Linked DNA regions of Homo sapiens: region 1 is linked to region 2. The links are chromatin loops, found by intact Hi-C in ENCODE. Cell type or tissue: endothelial cell of umbilical vein. All regions are shown on one strand. Each heading gives the region's core, and the rest is flanking DNA. Links, peaks and the distances in the headings are about the cores only.

Region 1 (5,000 bases), core at 1-5,000, 120 kb after region 2:
TCAGCACTGATTCACATATCACAATAGCCTTGGGCCTATAATCACATCCCTAGTTGCCTGCCTGCTGAGCTACATCTGTGTTTTCATGGAGAGATTAGAATTATACCAGCATTTCAACCCCATCACTACCTTGCCCTAGCTATGAGGTCTTGGGCAAGTTATTTTTTCTCTGTGAACCTCAGTTTCCTCAATCAGTAAAATGGGTATAAAGGCACTCAACATTACGAGGGGCTTTTAAAGAAAATGTCCGGTTGTTCATAGGTACCTAAAGACTTCCCTTTATCTTATTAACTTTCTTTTGGCTTATCTGACTCCAGCTAAAATAAATATGTGTCTGATCCTACACTGAACAACTTTCTTACCTGATCCAATCACCGAAACTTCCCCATTCAGGTCAGCATCTGAGCACTTCAGATTCCAAACCTGTGTTGGAATATACGTCTCATACATAGGACTAATCTTTCCAAATAGACTTGAGTTAGCTTTCAAAGGACATTTAGATTAAGCCCAGAATCTTTTTCTGAACTGAAATGTAACTGCTACTCAACATATATTTCATTTACCAACAGATGGCTGCATTTAATTCTGTTTACTACCATAACAAGCTTCTCTAAACATAGACATGCCAAACTGGAGGTAGGTGTGTGATTTTAGGGCCATTCTTCATTTACTTCTGAAAGTGTAATGATTAAAAAATTATTTTGTAACTGGGGAAAATGGAATAATGTTTACAAAAAGAGAAAGTTTGAATCACAATCTTAAAATGAAAGTGAGCTCATCAGAAGGGTTGATGGTGGTAGAGATGGTACCCTGTGCCTTGGGCCCTACCAGAATGACCCAACGGGGATGGGAGTTGTCATGGCTTTAATGTTTGTCCCCTTCAAAATTCATAGTGAAATTTAATTGCCATTGTAACAGTATTAAGACGTAGGACTTTTGAGATGATTAGGCCATGAAGGCTCCACCTTCATGGGTGGGATTGGTGCATTATATAAAGACAAACTTGGCCCTCTCTTGCTATTGCTCTTTCTCTCACCTTCTGACATGTAATGTTTTAGCAAGAAGGTCCTTACCAGATCCCAGCTCCTTGATATTGGACTTCTCACCCTCCAGGACTGTCCATTATAAGTCTCAGGTATTGTGATACAGCTGCACAAAATTATCTAAGACAGAAGTGGAGACCAGAATCTCAGGACCTCAGTTATTCAGAAAGTGGCCAGAACAACTTTGCATTGGAGGGTATGAGGAAGACAAAATTACCCTTTAAACATGGTTTGAAAATAATTTTTGGGCTTTGCCACCATGTAATTCCAAAGTCAGCTAAGGCTACTTGACCCTTTAATATCATTATAATACTGACTCAGTTCTCCATTCTGTACTTGCAGAGGTTCAGAGTACTACCCAAGATTTCTGTGAATTCTTGGGGTAGGGAGAAGGTGGTGAGAGGCAAGGAATGAGAGAAGGATTTACATTTACATGGTCTCCTCTAGGTTCATGGTCCTGATTCTGCATATTCAGCTTAGTTTGTGTGACTTCTCTGTCATTCAAGTTCTTATCCTTTTCCACGTGTCATCAACATGGAGCCAAGGTGTTGTTTTCTCCCCCCTACTGTTTGTAACATACACATACCCACTCACAAGGCAGTTGTTTGTAGAAAGTATAAGGAGAAGAGGGTGAGTTTACCTTGAAATGTTGCAAATAACTTCATATTTAGACATTTTAGTTCTAAAAAGTTTTCTCATCATGTGGAGAGTTTTAATGGCTACTTCACCTCCAGAGAACTATCTCAATGGCTTCCCACCTTTTCTCTCTCCCAATTTACAAATTTATAATTTATTAAAAATGCAGAGCCAATAGCCCTCCCTTTTATTGACTTGGTTCGTATCATGTCCTTAGGGTTTTACCTTCTCTCCAATCTCCAAGTGTATTTTTTTAAAAAAAAAACAAACAAAAATTCTATACCGTAATGCTATAAGGGCTTAAGTTGAGATATATATCTAAGGCATTAGAGAGAGAGAGATCTCAACTAGAAATTCCTGTTCCAGGAGTTCAGAATATGGCCCCATAGGCCAAGGCAAATTTAGACCAGAATACCTAGCCTTTGTCTGCCAATTACTTAGAAGTGACTTCATTGATTTGTGTTAAATAAATGAAGATAAAATCTGAATGAACCTTAAAAGTGGGTGAGAATTAGTCTGCCTTCTTATTCTCCAAATAGACTTAAATCAGAGAAATTTATTGATGTGTATCTGTGTTTAAATGTATCCTTACTTTTTGCTGTTTCTTAAGATTCAGAATTTCATTAAGTCTCAGGATTCTAATTTCTAAGTTATAAAACTAACATATTCTTGAGTACAGGGATTTTTTTAAAAAGCTGGGATATCAAGTTTTTCTATAAACTATGATAATTCATACATAATTATACCTGACATCTAGCATTTATATCATGGCAGATGTGGAAAGAATTGCATTTATTTTTGATGGTATTTAACAATCTTTCTATCCACGAAAAATTGTGGGTCTTGTGTGTCTAAGGTAAACAAGTGCAGCTCTTTAGCTCATCTCTGCATTCCACATTTGCATATTTTACTTTTTCCCCCGATTCCTTTCATGATTGTTTGACTTTGCCTATATGGGTAGAAGGGGAGAGGGAAGAACAGACCAGTATTTGTTGTACTGAATAAGTTTCGAACACAGGGAGAACTGTTTAATTTCACTCTCATGACGGTTAGATGGGAGCTGTAAGCATTAGTGATGCTAGTTCACCATGATGCAAATTCAGCTTTCTTCTCAATTCCTGAGATTGGAAGTGCTGAATCTGCAGCTGCTGTGATATTAGTCTCTCTTTAACAAAATTTTTTTAAAACCTCTAGCATCTTTCATTTATCTTGGAAAAACCAAATATGTACATGCTGTACTTTCATTTTCTAAAGTTTCATTTAGAACAGATGACATGTGAATTTTTTCCAAGAAAAAAAATAGTTTCTTATCTGCTTTGACTTGTTGATTATTTCTAAGTGCTCAATTACCGAGAGCACTTCTTGGGTCTAGCTCTTCTGCTGATAGAACAGCAATGCCCCCTACTGATAAATTTCTGAAAACCTTTCCTTAGAAAATGAGAACATAAACCTCTCACTTACAGGCACAGTATTCACCAGCTTCCTCTGAAAAAGACGTGTGCTTCTAGGCTCATCTTAGTGTGACTTATTAGCCTCTCATTAGTGTAATTTCCTGAATTAGTCTTTGCTAAAGCAGCTATGAAGTTATTCCATGCTTGGCTGGCTTTATAAAAAATAATTTTAAAGATGTCAGCAGAGCTTTATACCTGACAAAATGGGAACCAGAACTATTTGATTATAGTAATGTAATTCCTGTTACATTATATTTATATTTAGAGTGGGAGAGTTCCTCATAATACCTTCATATTTGTCTTACTGTTTCTTCAGTATTTATAGAATTTCTGGTAGAGAGACTTTAAAGCCTGTTGTTCTAGATTTACTTGAATGCCTTCTAGTATTCTCTCCATCAAGTAATTGCCAGGGTTGTGCTTGGTTTTCCCTAGCAATAGAAAACACACTACCTATCAAAGCAAACTATAGCATCTATCTTTAAACAATTCCAAAAAAAGTCAATGCAAATTTTTTTCTGTTTAACTTCCAAATACCTATTGGACCAATTTTACCCTCTGGCTGTTATATTAACTTTTGCTGTAACAAATCTAATTTCTCATAATTCTTCTAATATTTGAACAGAGGAATCACATCCTTCTCCTGGCATTCTTCTCTTCCCTAGGAAAAGTAATAACTATCAGAGAAAAGGCAAATATTTCTATAAATGTGGACCAAAGGACAGAATGCCAGTAGAATATATAATTCCTATTTTTAAATCATAGACTAATTGTTACCCTCTCTCTCTAAACTCACACACACACACACACACACACATTTTCTTCATAGTTACCATAATACACTTGAAAAAATGACCATCTTTTTTTTCCTTTTTTAGTTAACGTGTAATAACTGTACATATCTATGGGTTATAGTGATATTTTGATACATGTATACAACGTGTAATGATCAAATCAGGATAATTAGCAAATCTAATACTTTGAACATTTTTTTCTTTGCATGTGAACATTCAAAATCCTCTCCTCTATCTTTTTGAAAATATGTATTATTGTTAACCCTCAAAAGCAAATGTAACAAAACCAAAAACAGACAAATAGGACTTAATTAAACTACAAGCCTTCTGCATAGCAAAATAAATAATCAGTAAGCAAACAACCTATAGAATGGGAAGAAAATGTTTGCAAACTATATATCTGACAAAGTGTTAATATCCAGAATCTACAAGAAACTCAAGAAAAACAAACTCATTAAAATGTGGGTAAAGGACAGGAACAGGTATTTTTCAAAAGACAACATACAAGTGTATCTTTAAATGTGTGAAAAATGCTCAACATCACAAATCATCAGAGAAATGCAAATTAAAACCACAACAAGATACCATCTTACACCAGTCAGAATGGCTATTATTAAAAAGTCAAAAAACAATAGATGTTGGCTAGGATGTGGAGAAAAGAGAACACTTATACACTGTTGGTGGGAATGTAAATTAGTACAGCCTCTGTGGAAAACACAATGGAGATTTCCCAATAGAACTGAAAATAGAACCACCAAATGATCCAGCAATCTCACTACTGGGTGTCTACCCTAAGGAAAATAAATCATCACATAAAAAAAGATACCTGCGCTGTTATATTTATCACAGTACTATTTACAATAGCACAGTCATGGAATCAACTTAAGTGTTCATCAACTGATTGAATAAAGAAAGGTCGTGTGTGTGTGTGTGTGTGTATAGCAAAAATTAAGGACACATTAAACACAGATACACATCTATAAATTTCTCTGATTTAAGTCTCTTTGGAGAATAAGCCTATATATACATATAGGCTATATATATATTCCATTGTGTATTCCATTTTATAGATGAGTAGT
Region 2 (8,040 bases), core at 1,509-6,508:
GGTGGTGGAGAGGTCTCCTTTTTATTTTGTTATCTCTTGTAGCTAATTATGTTTCTCAGCATAGTGTGAGCCCTGCAGTTGCTGGAGATGACTCTCCAGGTAACTTCAGCATGACACTCTGGGGCCAGACTGCATTTGATTTTGCTGCCTTCTCACATTCTGTCCCATCTCCACAGTACAGAAAGTACATTCATTTATGACACCTCAATCCATTTCCACTCCAAAACCCTAGTGAAACGAAGTGCCCCACTCACTTCTGGAAGATGGCTTTCTTCTTTCCAAATGGAGCTTCAGGAATGCACGGGAAAAGAGGCAGCCTAAGCATTTACATGTATCCGTGCTCCCAGGCTGATTCACACAAAGCATCAGCAACCTGCATAAATTTAGCCTGTGAGGGCGATTGTGATAGTTGTGAGAGTGATGACTGATTTCAATATGCAAGTATTTATTGGGTGCCTAAATGGGCAAACATTGGGGTTATAGTGATGAACACAACAGATGTAGTCTTATCATACTTTTGGGATTTTACTTTTAAAAGTACAAATTGCCAGTTGAGATTGAAAGATGTGTCTTTTCTTCCCTTAGGGAATATAAGAGAGGACAAAGAATTGAGCTTAAAAGAAAATCATTGATGTAAGAGACATAAAAAACCATATTGCATAATAGCCTTTTTAGCAACCGTTACTTAAAACCTGACAGTGAAATGAGCATATATACCATATGGCATGTGTGTATTATGCCTTTATCATATTACTTGAATGTACACTTAGCTGCATCCCATTTTAATGAAAGGGATTTCTTGCTTTCTTTATACTCAGAGAATTCCCTCAGATTCAACTACACTTAGCTGCATCCCATTTTAATGAAAGGGATTTCTTGCTTTCCTTATTCTCATAGAATTCCCTCAGATTCAACTAAAAGAGATAATAACAGCAACAATAATAGTAATTTACTCCATTAAAGATGACCACTTTATGCTAAGTTCCAAATAACTCTCACTACTTAACAGCAGATTTTGGACTCTACTCAAGACCTTCCAGTTTTTCAGAGAATGAGAAGAACATTCTGTAGAAGCACAAAACTTTCAAGATTCTCTAGGAATTAATACAAATCCAAATGCGGTTCTGTGGCCAAATGTCAGTTTCATCTAGAAAATCCAATAAATAGCTATAGAGTACTGACTGTCTGAGAGGCAGGCAACCAGGAAAAAACATGCGGTTAAGAGTACAGGCTCTGAGAGAATAATTATGTTTTGGGAACTATAGTATGTCTGTTATTAGATTCTAGTCTCATGAGTTGTTTTTTAAGTTTTTTTCTGAATTTAGACTAACTCTGCTTATTCATGTGAAACCACCAGTGATCTCTGGCTGCTGCTCAGAAGAAACAAAAGGAATGGGTAATGTAAAAGTCTGAATCAATATTCTAATTTTGTCCACATATTGGAATCAGGTAGCGGTCCCATATCAGCTTGGTTCCATCAGTTGCCCAGTTCATGGAAAGCCTTCTTATTTAGTTTACTTGGGATAATTTTGCTTAACTGTTGTGGGATATATTGCTGTTGTACTCTTTGTGTAGAAATGCAGGATAACGGCTTGGCGCAGTGGCTCACGCCTGTAATCCCAGGACTTTGGGAGGCCAAGGCGGGCGGATCACAAGGTCAAGAGATCAAGACCATCCTGGCCAAGATGGTGAAACCCCATCTCTACTAAAAATACAAAAAAGCTGGGTGTGGTGGTGCGTGCCTCTAGTCCCAACTACTCAGGAGGCTGAGACAAGGTTCGCTTGAAGCTGGGAGGTGGAGGTTGCAGTGAGCCAAGATTGCACCACTGCACTCCAGCCTGGTGACAGAGTAGGACTCCATCTCAAAAAAAAAAAAAAAAGTAAAAAAAGAAATGCAAGATAAGCTTATTGAATGTTTTCCTAAATTGAGCACTTATTAATCTTCCAAATATCACCTTTTGTTGAAACTCAAGATTTATGAGTGGCCCTCAACATACTGATGCTTTCTGACCAGGCTTCTCTCTACCCTGAATATAAAAGACCTTCATAGTTAGGCAGGGATATCATATCATCGTTCCTATTCAGCCTGAAGAAGTTACAGAAGATGGATCTTCATCCCTCTGCAACCCTTAGGATTAAGGGTTCTCTTATAAAAGGAAGGGGGAAAATGTCAGAGGCTTTTAAACCAGAGTGACTTTATCATGTATAGAGGCTGGGTAAAATGAGGCTGAGACCTACTAGGCTGCATTCCCAGGAGGTTAGAGCATTCTTAGTCACAGGATGAGATAGGAGGTCAGCACTAAATACAAGTCATAAAGACCATGCTGATAAAGCAGACTGCAGTGGAGAAGCCAGCCAAAACCCACCGAAACCAAGATGATGACAAGAGTGACCTCTAGTTGTCCTCACTTCTCATTATACACTAATTATAATGTATTAGCATGCTAAAAGACATTCCCACCAGCACTATGACAGTTTATAAATGGCATGGCAATGTCAGGAAGTTACCCTATATGATCTAAAAAGGGGAGGAAGCTTCACTTCCAGAAATTGTTCACCCTTTTCCTGGAAAACTCATGAATAACTCACTCCTTGTTTAGCATATAATAAAGAAATAACCATAAAAATGGGCAGCCAGCAGCCCATGCTGCTGCTCTGCCTATGAAATAGCCATTCTTTTATCCCTTTACTTTCTTAATAAACTTGCTTTCACTTAAAAAAAAAAAAAAAAGTACAGGCTCTGAAATCACACATGTGAAAGAAAACCTTAGGCAAATAGTTTAATTTCCAAAGTCTTAGTGTCCTTCTCTTTAAATGGAGATACTACCTCTTTCAAAAGGCAATTGTGAAGATCAAATGACAACCTGCACCTAGCACAGAACCTGGCACATCTGAGCACTCAATAAACATTCCTTGATCCTACCAGTATTCTCATAATCACCATAGTTTTGTCTGACTCCCTCTTTTCAAATTAAGTGGTACTCTGGGATATTGGGGTTAACCCTGTCCAAGGGCTGCTTTGTTGGACACTGTCAGTAGAGACAGAATGTGTAAGTTTAGCAGTATTTTCAAGTAAAAAGCATAAAGGAACAATTCAGATGGTAGCCAATGGGTGAAAGAAGATAAAATAAAATATTCAGAGAAATTACCTAAGATACAGTGCAGCTGCTATAGCTTTGATTTATGACTAACATCCTAGGACAGAGATGGGGAGGAAGCTGATAAACAGAGGCTATGACCTGCTGTGGGCAATAATGTTTCAGGATCTCAGGTGCCACTTCACAGATGGGACATAGGTGTTGCCTGGTTGGGTTCTGAGTATCTGGGTTTAGTGGGGCTGAGCTGAGACAGCCAAAGAGAAAGCACATAAATATCCAAGGGAGAGAATGTGTCTGGCTTCAGACCTTACAGATCAAAATTGTCTTTCCAGATAAAGGTCTAAAAGAGAGAGCTGAATAAATCAAACAAGAGGTGACGAGAAATTGAGGAGGAAGTGAAGCACAGAAGATCTGAGACTGATATCTGCACTGGGAAGGGATATCTGGAACTCTCTCTCTCTCTCTTTCTCTCTCCATGGGTTCTGGGGTTGCACATTGGTTGAGATAAAGATGAATTTCAGTTGGACCAGCAGATATTGGAGAATGATGAGAGCAGCAGTTAAGGAAGGTAGGGGAAATATTATGGAGCCTACTTTAGATCATGCTAAGGGGTTTCTATTTGAGCCTGTAGACAATGTTGATCAGATTTCTGTTTTACAAAGACAACCCTTAAATGCTTCACCTTATCCCCACAGTCCTAATTAATTGTCTTTGCTTCTCATTCCCACACAGCTTGGCTCTTGCCACATCGTGACTTATTTTTTATTTTTTTTCTATGACTATCTTTCTCCTTCCAACTGTGAAATTTCTTGAAGGCAGACCCTATGTCTTTGACTTTGATGCCATGTTTTTTTTTGTTTTGCTTGTTTGTTTTTTAAGACAAAGACATGGCAGGTAAAATTCAAATTTGGATGACATCCATGAAACATGAGAAGTTCGTTTCTAGAAGCTCCTGAAGGACTTGGGCTTGGGGCTCAGAGAGTAAGTTGCTTCTCTCCAATACTAAAATCAAGCCCCTGGGAATGGGCCAGCCAAATTGGACATGCAGCACCAGGAGCTTTCTGAGAGTATTTTTCTATTTCTTTTTCATCTCTTTTCTCCCCAGCCTTACCATGTTCTTGTCCACAGAGGTCAACATATGTTTAGTACATGAAAGGCGGATACCTCTTCTTTGAAGAGTAATTTGTGGACAGGGCCTTCAGAGTAGTGCTTTCCCTTGTGTTATGGTATCCTTGTGTTCCAGGGTGGTAAGCTGCTTTGGCAATGTGGCAGCCCACTGGTCTCCTGGGAGATGCTTCAAGAGTAAGCCATTTCACACCGTGCTGCCTGGGGAGCTCAGAGCAAACCCTGGCCATCAGATATGGCCAGTGGAGGGCAGCAGAGGGCTGCAGAGCATGGTCCAGTGTCCCTCTGGAGGTGATGGAACTATCAGGACAGGTATCTGCATGTGAGAGTGCAGGATTGACAGGAAAATGCCTATCAGCAATCAAGAAGAACCAATAGATTCTTCGGAGAAAGATCAGGCTGTAGAGATATTGAGGAGCTGGCACCTTGAAAACCCTGAAGTAGATTAGGGAATATCAATGGGAAACTAGAAACTCAGCATGTGGAGTAAGGACCAGCCTAACACCATAACAATAATACTTCTGCCTTCTGCAGATCACCAGAGGCCAGAGCTGGATGAGATGCCTTCCAGAGGACCTCGAAGATAACCTCAATTGGCCTTTTTGCCCCTCTATCTAGCTTAGAGAATGCAGTGGCTCTGGGCTCTGGAATAATAATCTCCTCCCCATCCTTCTTCACTTCCCTCCCCACCCAAACCACCCATTTCTGTCTCATCTGTGGTTTCATACTCAACTGTGGAGGCTAGTGCCATACATAGGTGAAAACTCAGGTTATCAGTGGCTACTCAACAGCCTCACTAGTGGCCAATCTAACCTCACTTTACTGCCATAATTAGAAGTTAGCAGGTGTTTCTACTTTTAGCCTCTGTTTTATTGGCTTTGCTTACTGGCTAAAACAGGTCTTGGGATTCTTTCTGTGGCTGATTAAGTCACACATCTTGACACCTAAAGTGATGTTCCAGCCAAAATATATTTGCACATGTAATAATAAAAATAATCATCTGCCACATATGAGAAAGAGACAGAAATCTCTCACAATTTATTTTCCATTTTATTTTTACTCCTGTTAGCACCTTCACTCTAGCCAATGGAATCCGTTGTTGTGAGTTCCTATTGTTAGCCTTGATGGCTAGATTTGCTGATATTACTGGCATTAGGCTTTGCAACTTATTTCAAGGAAAGATAACATTTGGATGTCCACATTTTTGTTCAAGGTCACTGGCCAATTGTATCTTATCAATGTCTTTATCCTTGTATCATCTATATTTATTACACCTTAAGGAAGCATCATAAATATCCTTATTGGCTAGAGCCTCACTTCCTTGTGAGGCATCTTTTTCAATGACTTATCCTTGCCTTTCTGTTCATAGTTGGTTAGCAACAGGTGCAGTTGAATAAATGGGTGGGTATGTGTCTATAAGATAAGTGCCATCTCCTTCTTTTATCTTAAGATATTTCCATTTCTTCAGCTAAACAATGGAGATGATTACACCACCATATGCTCCCCTCCTTCAACAGATGTAAGTGTGGGGTCATCACCAAAGAAAGGGTTTGAGGACCAGTTACTCAGCCACACATCCCAAATGGCTTAAGAATCTCTGTATTCTGGAAGAGAATATGGCCCTATGAGGGCCTTCCTATTATATCCAGAATTTAGTGACTTTTTCTTCCTATTACCATAATCACATCCATTGCATTGGACATATGGTGGCTTAGAGGACAGAATTAGAATTAATCAGTGAGTGGCTATTACAGGGAAACAAGGACTCAACTTAAATAGCATTTTCTAAGTTAAACTTGCCTAAAGATTGATGGGGCTGATTCACAAGGAGGTGAACTATAATCCTGGGGGTTTTAGGTAGAGGGGAAGACCAATTGTCACCACTGGTTCTCTCTGATGGCCAGATCAGATTCTTTGTAAAGTCTTCTGTAGCACTTGGGACACATAATAATTACAGGCTTCTAAAATGGGTTTCTAACAAGTTACTACTGTTACCTGAAATCATAGCCAGCAGAATAGTGCAATGCATTTTAAAAACAATATCTAACTTCTTTTTATCAGATGAGGAATATATTAGCATTCATTGAGCTCCTATGTATCAGATATTGTGCTAAGCACTTTACATCCTTTAATGCTTGCAACAACCCTGTTAGGCAAGGGTTATTCTTTTCATTCCACAGGTAAAGAAACTGAGACTCAGAGCATTTAAGTCAGTTGTCTAAGTTCACATCATAGTAGAACCCAAATCTGTAGCCAGATCTCTCTGAATAGCTGTCTTTTCAACGCACCAGGCCACCTTTTATGAAGAAATAAAGGCTATGCTGACCAAAGCTCTGTTCTCCTGAGTATTACCATGCATTTTAGTTGCAAATAATATTTAATACAGTAATACATAATCAAGGAGTATTTTTTTTGTCAATGACTGCAGGGTAAACCTACCTTAGCTTCATTCTACATTCACCTCAGAATGTGTGTATAGTCAGTTTTCACACTGAATGTCAGCAAATGGAGTGGATATGGTGCTCAAAGAAGGCAAAAAATAAGTGATCATCTTAGATTTACAAGAGTTGCAAAAATTTTATAACCAGCTATGCTGTAAGAATTGTGAGTGTGGTCAAGTAAGACTAGTGAATTCTTCCAGAAGGTAGCAGCTTTTTCCCTTGCTATTACACTGGCTGAGTATCTACTCTTCTTTAGATATAGGATATGCACTAGGGAAGCTGTTTGAAGACTGATTACAAATGTGGCCATGACAATGTGGTTAAGTGATTTCATTAATATGTAGTTTAAAGAACAAAAAGGCCAGTGCCACACCAAGGAACATGGAGGTAGCATTTTCCAATACTGTCTAGAAAGCTGGAGCATGTCCAAATAGTTAGCCTTTGGGTATTTATTTCCTTTGTATGAAAACAGACATTGAAACTTGCTTTGTATTCATTTGTTTTTCAGGTTAGTTATTGCCATTTGCTTTGAACGTGTATAAAGGGATTTTTCAGAAGTAGCATGTGAGCTGTAACAAGGAATCTTATCTGGCAATCTTCCCTGATCTGTCACTGAAGGCTAATCTCACCACAGGAACACTGTCATACATCATAAAGATATATACCCTTTCCAGGCATTTTAAAACATATTTATTTTTCCTTCGTTTTACAAATACTGACTGTCTACAATTGTTGGTTTTAATAATATTACCAGCAAACAGTTAATTGCACTTGCTGTGTGCATGGCATGGTTCTAAGAGCTTTTTATCTCACAAGAACTCTGAGATGAATCTCATTTTCCAGAAGTGGAAACTGTATAAAGCTTAATTTTTTTTCTTAATAGACTAGGAAAAAATAAGGTTAATCAAAATCTCTGCAAGCTTTAAGGTTGATATTTAATTTAAAACAAAACAAAAACAGTTTCAAAGTAGTATATTCCCAACGTTATCTGTAGAGTCATATTTATTGTTCACCTTAATGTTCAGTCATCACTAAAGATTTCTGTAGCTAATCAGAATCAATGGAGCCACTAAATTTATTGTGAAATAAATGACATCCCTATGAAAAATACTCTGTTCTAAATATGACCCAGGACAAACTCTGAATTAGAGCTGTTGCATTTTGTATACTACTGTACTTCCATCTTCATTAACACCTAGCCAGTCTTTCTTCTAACACCTAGTTAGCAACTGGTTACTGTCAAAGACTGCTGTGTTTCAGTTCTGTCCAGAGGAGCTAGATCTGTATTTGTCTACATCTGTTTCCAGAATTGCAAGTAGTAACTTTTAATATAAATAGCTTTTCTTAAGTACAATGTTTTGGGGCCTCATAAAAGC

Evidence for each region. A loop is a pair of places that touch in the nucleus more often than their neighbours do. Peaks named below come from ENCODE experiments on the same cell type or tissue, not always from the same donor. Only the 100,000 strongest peaks of a DNase experiment are listed, where the experiment ranks them.
Region 1: a loop joins it to region 2, with 20 times the contacts of the local background. A loop is called at or near these places in 49 of 110 quality-filtered maps.

What each region holds. Positions count from the first base shown.
Region 1 is chr9:101,232,617-101,237,616 of GRCh38, forward strand. The region is part of intron 2 of PLPPR1 (phospholipid phosphatase related 1); the gene reads left to right. It overlaps LOC105376182 (a long non-coding RNA gene), which reads right to left. Exons shown (of 4, transcript XR_930182.3): 3 at 1,074-1,163. Among named protein-coding and RNA genes, the nearest start is that of BAAT, 150 kb to the right of the region's middle. In endothelial cell of umbilical vein, for the core only: a CTCF peak has its summit at 3,072 (motif pointing left); a DNase peak (open chromatin) is centred at 3,075.
Region 2 is chr9:101,114,944-101,122,983 of GRCh38, forward strand. All of the region lies in intron 1 of PLPPR1 (phospholipid phosphatase related 1), which reads left to right. Among named protein-coding and RNA genes, the nearest start is that of PLPPR1, 90 kb to the left of the region's middle. RefSeq lists an enhancer at 125-626 and a silencer at 4,324-4,618. In endothelial cell of umbilical vein, for the core only: a CTCF peak has its summit at 4,469 (motif pointing right); DNase peaks (open chromatin) are centred at 2,398 and 4,468; H3K27ac peaks cover 2,256 bases.